2 separate regions of the Homo sapiens genome follow, and region 2 is linked to region 1. The links are chromatin contacts, found by Hi-C or POLR2A ChIA-PET in ENCODE. All regions are on one chromosome and are shown on one strand. The core of a region is the stretch at or near the end of the contact, and the rest is flanking DNA. Distances in the headings are between cores, read along the strand shown. Region 1 overlaps ACOXL (acyl-CoA oxidase like). Region 2 overlaps ACOXL (acyl-CoA oxidase like).

Evidence for each region. A loop is a pair of places that touch in the nucleus more often than their neighbours do. ChIA-PET counts read pairs that join two places held with the same protein, here RNA polymerase II (POLR2A). Pooled maps may share reads with other maps.
Region 2: a map of gastrocnemius medialis shows a loop between it and region 1 (2.6-fold over the local background). The contact joins two enhancer-like sites. A Hi-C loop is called at or near these places in 1 of 168 maps with a recorded cell type or tissue (gastrocnemius medialis) and 1 of 50 pooled maps. POLR2A ChIA-PET finds 5 or more read pairs at or near these places in 1 of 52 experiments (activated T-cell).

Annotation. Positions count from the first base shown.
Region 1 is chr2:110,769,492-110,776,417 of GRCh38, forward strand. The region is part of intron 2 of ACOXL (acyl-CoA oxidase like); the gene reads left to right. Among named protein-coding and RNA genes, the nearest start is that of ACOXL, 40 kb to the left of the region's middle. RefSeq lists an enhancer at 2,638-3,139. Within about 2 kb of position 4,045, at least 8 of the 41 ENCODE cell types and tissues checked have a DNase peak (open chromatin) inside an H3K27ac peak, as active enhancers do.
Region 2 is chr2:110,988,272-110,995,813 of GRCh38, forward strand. The region is part of intron 13 of ACOXL (acyl-CoA oxidase like); the gene reads left to right. Among named protein-coding and RNA genes, the nearest start is that of ACOXL-AS1, 120 kb to the right of the region's middle. Within about 2 kb of position 5,785, at least 8 of the 41 ENCODE cell types and tissues checked have a DNase peak (open chromatin) inside an H3K27ac peak, as active enhancers do.

The sequences.
Region 1 (6,926 bases), core at 2,795-5,294:
AAAAAATACAAAACTGGCCAGGCACAGTGGCTCATGCCTGTAATCCTAGCACTTTGGGAGGGAAGCAGGTGGATCACTTGAGGCCAGGAGTTTGAGACCAGCCTGGCCTCAACATGGCGAAACATGGCCTGGGCAACATGGTGAAACACTGTTTCTACTAAAACAAAACAAAACAAAACAAAACAAAACAAAAATTAGCCAGGTGTGGTGGTGCACGCCTGTAGTCCCAGCTACTTGGGAGGCTGAGGCACGAGAATCCCTTGAACCAGGAGGCGGAGGTTGCGGTGAGCTGAGATTGCGCCACTGCACTCCAGCCTGGGCAACAAAGCGAGACTCTGTCTCAAAAAATAAAATAAAATAAAATAAAAAACCCCAAAAACCCCAAAACACTAAACAAATACTAGCCAGGCATGGTGGCCCACACCTGTAGTACCAGCTACTTGGGACGCTGAGGTGGGAGGATCGTTTGAGGCTCCAGAGGTCGAGGCTGCAGTGAGCTATGATCGCACCACCGCACTCCAGCCTGGGCAACCGGAGTGAGACCCTGTCTCAAAATGAACAAACAAACAAACAAAAAACCCAACACCACCCGCCCTCTGAGACCCCCTAAGGGAGGAGCCTGAACTAGGGTAGCTGCAGCTCAGCGGCATGCTGAGGAGCCGACCCTATCCTGCAGCAGCCCAGCCCTTTCCCCACCCAGCATGGTCTGGGAGGGAGAGTCTGAGGACTGAGGGATGGAGTCCTCCCAGTTCAGGAGACCACAGGGGCGCCTTTCTTTGTGGAGCGTAGAATGGAGCTAGTGGGGGCCTGGGATCCATGCTTGAAAGTAGATCCCTCTCCCTTCCCCACAATCCCACCAACCTTTGGTAGGTTGTCTAAGGAGACAAGGACCAATCCTGGAGTCTTCTCAGGAAGGAATTACAGGCAGAGCCTTGGCACCACCTGCGCTGCGATACTGCAGGCACCTCCACGCTGACAAGGGCGCTGCAGTGTCAGCTGAGCTGGAGAACGTGCAGATGGATGTTCACTTGGCACAGGAAAACTCCCATGTGACAAAGTGGAGCGTGCTTGCGAAGCGTAAAAAATCATTTCATACCAAGTAGTTTGGCAGAGATTTTCAAGCTAGGAAATTGCCTCTTGATGGAGCATCCATTTAGAGCTGTGAATACAACCAAAAAAGAAAAAAAACACAAAAACAACCAACCTCTTTGCTGCCAACCACTCTCTCTGTCAGAGTCGCCTCCAAGTGCGTTCGGCATGGGGCTGGTTGGAAGGTGAAATCTTGGCCTGTGGCCAGCTTCTTGCTCCCTTAATCAGCCCAACATGTCTGTGGCTTAACTTAGTGTCAATACTCAAGACCCGGATGTGAGAGCTGATCCCTTAATGAGGCTTGCTAATTGCAGCCCGACCCGCTGAGTCTGAAGGATTAGCCTCTGTAATCTCGCTCCTGATGAAGCGTGTTGAGCTCTGGATCCAATTATCTTCCTGTTTTCCTGGCTCACTTAGTGGCCTTAGGCAGCCTGGACAACTCTCTGTCCTGGGTGATTAGATATAATTCCTCCAGGAGGCACAGGATTGGCCCTAGACCATCCCTCCAGTCATTTCTGTGAATTATCTCGGCCTGTTTGGCACCTCTCTCTGTATGAATTCACAAAAGCCAATAAACCTGAAGGAAATGAAACTGGCCATCAGTGCGGCAGGCTCATCTCGCTGGGCGGATGTCATGAGACTCGGCAGCACATCTGTGTTTGAAGGCTCTCAAATTCCGCCCTGTAAACAGCTGGAGGAGCTGTCCACATCCAGTAATTCTAGAAGTGTTACATGATTCATCCTGCCTCTTAATAAAATGATTGAGTCATGGCTGTCCTGCCTGCTCAGGGAGCATGCCAGGCCCGTCTGTGTTTCCCTGGACCCCCCTTTCATGTTGCTCTCCACTTTTGTGGATGATCCGATGAGCTCTGAGGCAGAACGCGGTGTATAATGTGTAATGATGATGTTCTAGGGGACAAATAAGAAGGGAGTCTCATTCACTCCAGGTCTCTATGGACAGTCCGCAGGCCAAGAATAAACCATTAAAATATTTCCACGCTGTGTTTTCCCCTCTGCCATCTGTAATAGATTTGAGATGTTTCAATAATTTTAAAGCGAAAAAACAATATGAGTCTGATTGCAGAGTGTGCACGCACACACACACAGACACACACACAGTGTGAACACCATCATTGTTCTCTGTGCCAACTTCTCCTGCACCTGTTTCTAGTGACATCACCTTTGTGCACCTCAGCCAAGAGCTCTCTTGTTCCCCTGAAGTTTCCAGAATTGGATCCTGGGCTGGGGGAGTCACCAACTGCCTCTATTTCCAGATGCAGAGACCTTCTGTCTCTAAGACCCAGGTCTTATCATCTACTTTGTGGCAGTGTCTTGTCCTGCATGGGGGACAGCTTCCTCAGAGATGCTCATCCCTGGAAGCTGACAGAGTCTGACAGCCTGCACTGATCTTCACCATAGCAGACAGTGACAGCTCAAGTTGACTGAGTACATGTTCTGGTACAGTCCCAACACTAAGAACTTTAAATAGATGATGTCATTCAGTATTCACAACATCCCTCATGGCATTCCCATTTTACAGATAAGTAAACTGAAGCTGAGTAATTGGCCTGAGGTTAGTTATACAATTAGTGAGTTGTATATATAAATGACTAGTGAACCAGGGATTCAAACCCAGGTGCTCTGCTTCCTGAGCCCACGTCAAACAGGTGGTGCTTGCCCCTGTCTGCACAATAGAAGCAGCCAGACAACTTTCAAAACTCCTGCTGTGAAGGCTTTTGCTCAGGCTAATCAAGTCAGCATTTACATCTCCCAGGTGACCCACTGTGCATCTGGGGTTGCGGACTGCTGCACTATGCCTCCTTTCCTGCACCCTGTCTCCCCAAAATTGTTCCCATTAAGCATTTGGTCCCTACCAATCAGGGCTTGTGGGTGGCTCATAGGGAAACCGCATCTCAACATTACCTTTCCCCAGGAGGGAGCCAGCTGGGATCAGGCTTCTTTCAGCCAAGTGTAGTGTGGGTTGGGGACAGATACCTGGATGATGAAGATCCTACCCCTGACTCCTTCTTCCCCTCCCCCAACCAGCCTACAACCGTTCTCTCTCTCACCCAGAGCTCTGGTTTTTATCCCCATGATCCACACGAGTGAGGGGCATAGTTGCACCATCGTTATCTAAACCAGTGGTTCTCAAAGTAAGGCCCGAGGACCCGTGTGTGTCCCCAATACCCTTTCAGGTGCTATGTGGAAAGTATATGTCCAACTACCTGCATGTGAGACACTGGATATTCATCATAAACTTCAACCAAAACAACATATCACAACAGATGGCACAAAAGCAGTTATGAAAGGGCAGCTATCTTTTATTGAGCCAGATACTAAAACAATGTGAAACAATGCCATTCTTCTCATGAGTTTTTTGAAATTATGACTATTTTTCATAAAAATTATGCAATATGGTAAATTGACAGCTGTAGCCTGGACAAACAAAACCTCTTTGGAATCCTCAGAAAAGGTCCAGGGACCATAAAGGTTGAGAGTCACTGATCTAAATCGTCTACTATTTTCTCAGGAAGCTCAGTCTCAGCAGATCAGAGGGGAACTAGTAGAACATTGGTTGCATTATATTTATATTACATATATTATGACTATTATTTTTATCAGAATTTTAGGTAATCTCCGTTTGAGGTATTTTTGTATTTGGAGAAATATCAGGTGGGTGATCAGATCTAAAATGGAAGAATGTTCTAAGGTCAGCTCACCTTAGAAGGTGTTTGGGAATGCCGGGGAGGGTGGTTACTTTTCTACTCAGACCTTGAGAGAAGAAACAGCCTTTCCTGGGAAGCGTTTACATTTAAGCCCTGAGTGTGTTGTGCAAAAGGAGCTGAGCCAGGAATCTGCCAAGAGGCTGAGATGTCTGTCCTGTCCCAGTCCCAACTCACCCAGGCCCCACCCTGTTGCCCACAACTTCCAGTGCCAGCCCCAGCGAGTGCTGCAGACTGTGACCGCTGTACTCCCCCACCCATCCCAGGACTGGCTCCTGACCGACGGACAGACTCTGAGCTCTTGGCTCTGCCGCCCTGGCCTTGGCTCCCTCTTGGGCCTCTGGCTTCTGTTTGTACTGGAACCCAGGCTTCTCCTAGTGGGCTGTGACAGGCTCCCCTGGCTCTTAGTCCTATATACTGTCTTTGGCAGGAGTCCCTGTCCCAGCTCCAGCTCCACAGACTTGGACATTGGCCACTTGGCCAGCACTTTGGTCAGGCCAGCCCTGGCCGCCTGGGATATCTTGGAGGATTTGGGCAGAGACAACAGGACAGAGAGGTCTGTTTACAGAAGTCCCTCTATGTAGATTGGCACCTGAATGCAGTTGTCATCTGTGATAGCCACAGGGATTACTTGAAAGCGGGGCATGGCAGGGAGTGAGCTGGACCTGCCCTGGGATTCCAGTGCAGCTGGAATCATGGTGCTATTTGTTTTTTGACACTGCAACCATTCTGCATTAAAAAACACCCTTTTCAATCTAAGCCTTCATTATTACTCGTGCAGTGAAATACTATGTAAAAAACCAATAATTATTTCTCGCTACCTTTTGCTAAGTCCCTTCCGTGTGCCAGGTGAGGTGATTCGTTCATTTTATAATTGTTTATTGAGCACCTACAGTGAGCCAGGCATTGCTCAAGGGGCAGTGAACAAAGCAGGCAGAAATTACCTGTCTCGATGGAGCTTACATTTTTGTCTGGGAGGAGTCAGACTATAAACTAATAAACAAAGTAAATTTCTGGTATGTCAGATGGTGATGGATGCTGGGGATAAAAATCAAGTGTGGTAAATTGGAAAAGAAGAAGTAAAATAGTCTCTCTGAGCAGATGACAGGATCTTTTATGTAGAAAACCCCAAGATTCCACAAAAAATCTGTTAGAACTAATAAATTCAGCAAAGCTACAGGATAAAAATCAACATGTAGAAGTCAGTTGCATTTCTATGCATTAATAATGAAGAATCCAAAATGAAATTGAGAAAACAATTCTACTTATCATAGCATCAAAAAGAATAAAATACTCAGGAATAGACTTAACCAAGGAGGTAAAGACTGTACATGGAAAACTACAAAATTGCTGAAAGTAATAAAAGGAGATACAAATACATTGAAAGGCATCCTATGTTCATGAATTGGAAGACCTCATATTGTTAAAATGTCAATACTACTAAAGCAATCCACAGTTTCAGTGCAATTCCTATCAAAATCCCAAAGATGATTTTTGCGGAAATAGAAAAACTCATCCTAAAATTCACATGGAATCTCAAGGGACTCTGAATAGCCAAAGCAATCTTGGAAAAGAAGAATAAAGTTGGAGGCCTCTCACTTCCTGATTTCAAAATTTACTGCAAAGCTACTATAATCAAAACTGTGGAACTGGCATAAAGACAGGCGTAGAGACCAATGGAATGGAATAAAGAGCCCCTAGAAATAAAACCTCACATAGGTGGTCAATGATTTCTGGCAAGGGTGCCAAGACCATTCAGTGAGGAAAGAGCAATCTTCTCAACAAATGATGCTGGGATAACTGGATATCTACAAGCCAAGTATGACGTTGGAAGCTTACCTTACAGCATATCCAAAATTTAACTCAAAATGGATTAAAGACCTAAATGTAAGAGCAAAAACTAATAAAAAATTCAAAGAAAGCATAAAGAAAGGGCTTCTTAACATTGGATTTGACAATGATTTCTTGGATAGAACACCAAAAACACAGGCTTTTGAAAAACGTAGATACATTTTTGGAATAAAAATGATCTAATTATTAAAAACAATTTTAAAAAGCATTTAAGTAAAAATTTATATAAAAATAAACTGGACTACATCAACATCAAAATCTTTTGTGCATCAAGGGACACTATCAACAGAGTGAAAAGGCAACACATGGAATGGGAGAAAATATTTGCATGTTATATGTCTGATAAGGGATTGATATCCCCAGAATAGATAAAAACTCCTACAACTCAACAAGAAAAAAACCAAACAACTAGATTAAAAAATGGTCAAAGAGTTGAAGATATAGTTCTTCAAAGATAAACAAATGGCCAATAAACACATAGAAAGATGCCCAACGTCACTAATCATTAGGCAAATACAAATCACAACCACAATGAGATACCACCTTACACCCATTAGGATGGTTATTATCAAAAAAAACAAAAAACCAGAAAAGAACAAGTGTTGGAGAGGATATGGAGAAACTGGAACCCATGTGCATTGTCGGTGGTGATGTGGGAATGTGAACTGATGTAGCCACTGGGGAACACAATATGGCATTTCCTTAAAGAATTAAATGTAGAATTACAATGCGATCCAGAAATTCCACTTCTTGGTATATACCCCACAGAAGTGAAAGCAAGGGCTCAGAGAGCTATTTGCATGTCCATGTTAACAGTGGCATTATTCCCAATAGCCAAAAGGTAGAAACAACCCAAATGTCAATTGGCAGGTGAATGGCATAACAAAACATACAAAACATGTTGTAATACATACAATGGGATGTTATTCAGCCTTAAAAGGGAAGGGAATTTTAATACATGCTATAACACGTATGAACCTGGAAGACGTTATGCTGAGTGAAACAAGCCAGTCACAAAAAGATAAATACGGTACACTGTTACATGAAGTATTTAGAGTGGTCAAATTCATAGAGATTGGAAGTGGAATGGTGGTTTCCTGGGTCTGGGGGAAAGGGGAAATGGGAGTTAGTGTTTAATGGGTGTAGATTTTCAGTTTGGGAAGATTAAGAAGTTCTGGAGATGGATGGTGATGATGGTTGCCAAACACTGTGAATATACTTAGTGCCAGAGAATTGTACACCTAAAAATAGTTGAAATAGTAA
Region 2 (7,542 bases), core at 4,535-7,034, 220 kb after region 1:
CTACAAAAATAATACAAAAATTAGCCAGGCGTGGTGGCACATGCCTGTGGTCCCAGCTGCTTGGGAGGCTGAGGCAGGAGGATCACTTGAGCTGGGAGGCAGAGGTTGCAGTGAGCTGAGATCATGCCACTGCACTCTAGCCTGGGCAACAGAGTGAGACCTTGCCTAAAAAAAAAAATACTGACCCCAACCCTTAAACTGATTTTATGACCTTTTAGTTATTTGCAATCTGTTGTTTGAAAAACACTCCCCTACGGTATATATTACCTAGGAATGGAATTGCTGTGCTATGGAGTAATGTTCAACTTTACTAGATAGTGACAAATTATTTTTCAAGGTGGTTGTATAAATTTACACCCCCATTAGCAGCATGTATCTTGTGGGGCCTTATTCTGTTCTCACCAACCCTTGGTACTATCAGACTTCTTAATTTTTGTCAATACAATATAAGAAATGATCTCTCACCCTGACTTTAAACTGAATTTTCTCAATTACTATTAAGGATGAGCATGATTTCACATGTCTGTTTGCCATTTGTATTTCTTCCTGTGTAAAATGCCTGTTCATGTTTTTTGCCTATTTTTATTGTGTGTGTGTGTGTGTGTGTGTGTGTGTGTGTGTGTCTTGTTCTTATTGATTTTTAAGGGCTCTTTATCCTTTGTTGTTACAAATGCTATAATTATCTTTTCTATGTTTGTGGCTTGTCTTATATTTTCTTTATCGTGTGTTTTGATTGAGATAAATTCATTAATTATAGTCGAACTTATCAATCTTTTCTTTTATATCCAACACTTTTTCTGCATCATCTATTCTGAGGTCATGAAATCTATATCTTTAAAACTTTGAAAGTCTCACCTTTTACATTTAATTATTGAATCCATACACATTTTTGTGTATGGTTTGAGGAAGGGATCTAATTTTATTTTTCTCCTTTGTGGACAGTCAGTTGTTCCGGCACCGTTTACTGAATTGGACATTCTTTTCTAGTAACCTGCAAGGTCTCTTTGACATTTATTAAATCTCCGTCTATTTGAGAGTTTGTCTTGGGGCTATTTTGTTCCTAGTCTCTTTGTGTATTTTTGATCCAACAATACACTGTTATAATTACTCTGGCTTTATAATAAAATATTACTATAGTATTATTATATCAGAAATGTAATTCAGAATTGGGTTGGCTGTTCAGAATCTTTGGCCATTTCATGTAAGTTTTGTAATAAGTTTGTCAAGTTTCTTAGAAGTAAAACAAAGGATGAATATTGTAGGATTGTACTTACATGACATACCTAGAGTAGTCAAATTCGTAGAGATAGAAAGTAGAATATTGGTTCCCAGGGGCTAAGAAGAGGAGAGAATGGGTAGTTATTGTTTCATAGGTAGAGTTTCAGTTTGGGAAGATGAAAACGTTGTGGAGATGAATAGTGGTAATGGTTGTACAACAGGGTGAACGTACTTAATACCACTGAACTGTACACTTACAAATAGTCAAAATGGGCTGGGCACAGTGGCTTATGCGTGTATCAGCACTTTGGGAGGCTGAGACGGGTGGATCACCTGAGGTCAGGAGTTTGAGACCAGCCTGGGCAACATGGTGAAACCCCGTCTCTACTAAAAACATAAAATTAGCCAGGCATGGTGGCACATGCTTGTAATCCTAGCTACTTGGGAGGCTGAGGTAGGAGAATTGCTTGAACCCAGGAAGCGGAGGTTGCAGTGAGCCAAGATTGCGCCATTGCACTCCAGGCTGGGCAACAAGAGTGAAACTTCGTCTCAAAAAAATAAATAAATAAAATTAAAATGGTAAATGTTTTGTTATTTACCATTTGTTATTTGTTATCACAGGCCTGCAAACCTGCTGAAAGTTTCTTTGAAAATATATTAAATCTATATACTTGCAGAAAATTGACATATTTATAAAGCAGGTCTTCCTCTCAAAGATTTTCATCTTCAAAGTGTCCTTCAGGGTTGTATAATTTTTTCCATACATACTATATCCTTTCATAGATTTATTACTGGTTACTTTATAATTTTGTTGTTAAAAGAATATTTTTAAATTATGATTTTTGTAGTTAATGATTTATTATACATGCAATTGGCTTTTGTTTATAAATCTGACTGTAAAGAAATTTCTTTTAAATGTGTCTGTAGATTCTTTGGAGTTTTTTTCCATAGACACTAATTTGCAAATTATAAATTTTTATTTCTTCCTTTCCAACTGTTATTTATTTTATTCTTTTCATGTCTCACAGCAAGAGCTAGGACCACCAACACAATTTGAATAGAAGCCATCTTACAAGGTGTTCTTTTGTCTTATTGCTGATTTTATTTATTATGTTAGAGACAGGGTCTTGTGCTGTCTTTCAGGCTGGAGTGCTGAAGTTTTTGATAGACACACTTTACTTCCTAAAGAAGCTTATACATTTTAAATGTATTTTTGTCATTACCAGATTAATTTTATCAAATGATATTTTTCTGCATCTGTTGAAACGATCATATATTTCTTCTTCATTTTGTTAGTTTGGTGAATAATTTTTGCCGATCATCTAATGTTAAACTACCCTTGCATGCTTAAGAAACACTCAATTTTGTTATGCTGTATTATCATATTTATATTTTCTTGGATTTGGCTTGTTAGTATTTTTTAGGGGGAGGAGATTGTATATTTATGGTTTTCCATTCTTGTACATGCCTGATTTAGATTTATGTCAAAGTTTTACATCTCTCATAGAGTTATTTTGGGGGGAGTGGTTTCTTATTCTGTGAAAGAATTTGATAATTCATCAAATTTGAAAATAATCCGGGCTTGGCGAGTAAACTATTTAATTAGCTTAATTGTTTAAAGCCTAGGCTTTTCTTTTCATGTTAGTTTAAGTAAATTGTATTTTTCTAGGAATTTATTCATTTGGTTTTGATTTTATTGGTATAAGTTTTTATGTGTACTATTCTATCATTACCTTTTTAACTTCTGCTAGATCTGTAGTTGTGTCTCATTTGTCATTCCTAAAATGCCTTCTTATGCTTTCTCCTTTCTTTGTTGTTGTTGCTCAGTCTCATTCAGATGTTTGACTGGTTTATTGTTATTTTTCAAACAACTGATTTTTCCCTTTGATCCTTTGTGTCATACCTTTCTTTTCTATTTCATTGATTTATGCTCATGAATGTATTGTCTCCTATATTATACTTTTAGAGAGCTTGTTATGCTTTTTTCTTTTGTGTATTTTTTAATTATTATTTTTTTGAATGAGATTATTGGTCCCTCAAACCAAAAGTATTGAACTAGTTTCTAAGGAAACTATTCATTAGAAAATAGAATCTCACAATCCTGATTAAACACATGGAAAACACAGTAAATGATGGCCTGGGATTCTTTATAGCCATTGGGATGACGTGAAATTGAGAAATCTGTTATCTGTCTTTTTTTTTCCTTTTTTTATTGCTGCTCAGGACCCTGTTTATTCAAACTGTGGTCCATCTTAAAGCTTGAAAACACGAGCTCCTACATGTTAGGACTGTTTCACTGGAGTCTCTGTTAGTTTAAATGTCTCCATTTGTCTTCATACTAGAGCTAGTGGGTCTTCCTAATATTTCTAGCTGTTGAGTAGGACGTTTACAGTATGGTTAGCTTTTTCCTCCAATGTATTAGTTTGAAAATTGTCCAACATATTAAGGAGTTGAAAGAATAGTACGACTCCCCACCAGAATCAGTTCCATCCTTGCAGGAAACTTGTTCCCCAACTGGCCACAAATCATCTGCCCTTTCGTTTCTTTTTCAGATAGCAAAGCAGGGCTTGATTCCATCATTTTGGAAGCACGACACGCTCTCACCCATATGCAAATCTATATCCCTAGCACATTTTCCAGCACAGAGTTGAGATGTGCCAAAGGCAGTATTCCAAATGTAAATATTTGGAAAGTTCCAGTCCATTTATTTTTGTCTCAGTTATTAACCTCCAAAACAGTGTACATCTGTCTCCCACACATCTAGGTTTTACTGATTCAGTCCCTGTGTTTATCTACTTAAATCCCGAAACTTTACTTACTCTGACTTTATATGAAGGAAAGCCTTTGTCATCAAAGTGTTTTCAGCACTCACTGTGTACCGGGCACTTCTCTAAGCATTGGTGATCAGCAGTTACTAGGGGCTCTGTCTTCATGGAGTCTGCACTCCGAGAGCAGTAGGATAGTAGGCATAGTGACAGCCCTGAGAAAGGTACTCTTGAGCAGGTGGGGACCTGAGGAAAGATGGGCTGAGAACTTCCTGGTACCCTTAAATCCCTCCAGTGGGCACCCATTTGTCCGCACAGTAACTACCCCTCATTTCGGCCTGGAAGGAGTCAGTCATGGTACTGAAAAGCCTCCATGGGACGAGGTAAGGCAGATGGAGCATGGCAGGGAGAGGAGCCCTGAAAGGAAGTGGCTTTGAAAGGGGGTTGTACCTGGCTCTGCAGATAGCCCCATTCAGCTCTGGCTTGTCCCTGCAAGGGTTGTCTCTCTTCCTCCTGCATGGTAGCCTGCCACTGGGGCCCCTCCCACTCTCATCAGCCTGTGGACCTTTAGGAGGTGGTGGTAGATGTCCAGGAAAGTCAAGATTTTGCCTTGCACCCAACGTGTTTTTCTACATTATGCTGTAAAATTTACAAATATTCAGCAAAGTTGAAATAATTTTACAGGAAGCATTTATGTACAAACCATGGAGATTCTATCAACCTATTACTGTACCTGCTATATCACTATCATATCTATGGATCTGTGTATGGAACTCACCCATCCATTCACCTTCTCTTTTTGATCCATTTCAAAATAAACTGTAGACATCAGCACATTTCTAAATAATTTAGCATGAGCGTCATTAACTACAGTTACATATTTAGTTATAGTTCTTCTTATGTTGAATTTACGTACAATAAAATGCACAAATCTTAAGTGTACATTCACTGAGTTTTGACACATGCATAAACCTATGTAACCAAACTCATATTAAGATACAGATCATCACTCCAGAAAGTTCTTTCATGCCCCTTCTTGGACAATCTCACTACGCAGATACAGCCACTCTTCTGATATTTTCCCACCACAGATTAGTTTTTCTATACTAGAACTTCACATAAACAGAACCAGGCAGTATGTACTCTTTTGTAGCTGCCTCGTGAAATTGGCATAATACTTTTTGACATTCACCCATGTTGTTGTGTGTATTAGTTTGTTTCTTTTCATTATTGTAGTATTTTACTTTATGGATATAGTAGAATCATTCTCTTATGGATGAATAGACACCTGGGATGTTTGCTGTTTCTCACTTCTGTGAGTAGAACCGCTATGAGCATTCTTGTATAACCTTTTTTGTGAGCATATGTTTTTATTTCTCTTAGGCAATTAGTAGGAGTGAAACTGCTAGATCATAGGGTATGTGTTCATTTATTTTTATCAGAAACTGTGACAACATTTTGCAAAGAGATTTCACCATTTTACACTCCCATCAGCAAGCATGAGAGTTCTGGTTTCTCCAGATCCTGGGCAACACTTGATGTCAGTGTACTTAATTGTAGTCATTCTGGTGGATGTATAATGCTACCTCACTATGGTTTCCGTTTGCATTTCCCTGATGTCTAATGATACTTATTTTAATTTAATTTAAACTTTATTTAAAAATAGAGTCATTTGGATCTTCTTGTAAAATACACAGTTACAAGGAGGTTGCCTTTAGCAATGTTTCTATTTTTAAAGAAAGTCTGCACACTCTACTGCACTGGGCAGGCTCCTAGACCTACATGACATGTGACTCACATGACTCAGCGAGTGGGTGAGATCCCCTTCCTGCAGCACGTGCAGTTCACAATCTCAGGTGGACAAACATGTTCTACAGTCTGAATTCCAGGGAAGCTAATTTCCAATATCAGCCCCTGGAATGACTAAAACATACTTTTCAATAATATATGAAAGCTTTTTACATCTTTCATTAAATAGACTGAGGCAGAAACCCAAACTTCTTAAAGCCCAGATTCAGAATAAACATTGACATCTTTTAAATGTCCCGGTAATTGGCATGTAAATACTTTCCTCTTCCCTGTCTAAATGGAGGGTGATTATTAATTCAGCACTTGGCATCTCAAAAGCACTGCGTCAATTGCTTCTTAACGTTTCTCTCGTGCCTTCTGATTGAGCAACAACAGCCACTTGGGTTTTTTTTTAGTTAATATGAATTTAAGTTATTTGAGTCTTGTAATAACTTACTTCCTCAGGAAGTGGGGAAAGGGGAGGGCAAGAGGTGGCTGTGCTATGGGAAACCCTAAGTGTGAATTAACCCTTCCCCTGGTTGTCTAGGTTATCTAAAGGTTCATGGTGGGTCCATAAAATTGGCATGAAATAGAGTTTCATGATGAAAAGCTCACGAGCTTTTAATTGTGAACTTGGTTGTTTTGAGTCTGTGCTTACCTCTCTTAACTCCTCTGTGCCTCAGTTTCCTCATTTGCCAAATGGGAAAGATGGGAATTGCTGCCTGCTGAAGAAAGCTACCATCTCTGTAGCACATCCTCCCCTGTGCTTGCACACAGCCCTATCACTTCCCTCCAGGGTGCCTCTTGCTTTAAATGCTGATGTTCCCCAACAAAACCTGAGCTTGACTGAGTTCTGCCTGTGTGACCTTGAGCAAGTTACCAAATCTTGCTAAGCCTCAGTTTCCTAAACTCTACATTGGATAATTATAGTATTCTAGAATTATCGAGAAAATTGAATAATTCACAGCAGATAATGAACACAATTCCTGATATATAATATATTTAATAAGTATTATTAATTGATAAATATTTTGTAATAGATATATTTGATTATTAATATCCAATTATAATAATTATAATAAATGCCCAGCAGTGGTTATTATAAACTCACTTGATAGAGCTGTATAGTGGTTGAGTTATTATTATAAACTCACTTGACAGAATTGTATAATGGGGGCCAGGCACAGTGGCTCATGCCTGTAATCCCAGCACTTTGGGAGGCTGAGGTGGGCAGATCACTTGAGGTCAGCAGTTCAAGACCAGCCTGGCCAATATGGTGAAACCCTGTCTCTACTAAAAATACAAAAATTAGCCAGGCACAGTGGCATGTGCCTGTAATCCCCACTACTCAGGAAGCTGAGGCATGAGAATCACTTGAACCCAGGAGGTGGAGGTTGCAGTGAGCCGAGATCGTGCCACTGCACTCCAGCCTGGGAAACAGAGTGAGACTCTGTCTCAAAAAAAAAAAAAAAAAAAGAATTGTATAATGATTGAGTTATACATGAATTGTATAATGGTTGATTATACTTGACAGAAATTACATTGCTGTTAACTAAGAAAGACTATGTAAAATATTGAACACTACTTATAATACAATAGTAAGTGGAACAATTAGGAAACCAAATCATCTCTATACCACAAGGACAACCACCTAGAATAAACTAGAGCTAAGATTACCGAAAAGAATTATGAATACAGTCAGTGAGAGATGGGATGGGGAGATTATGTCTATTGACACTATTTTTCTACAGAAAAAAATAGTTTTAAAAAA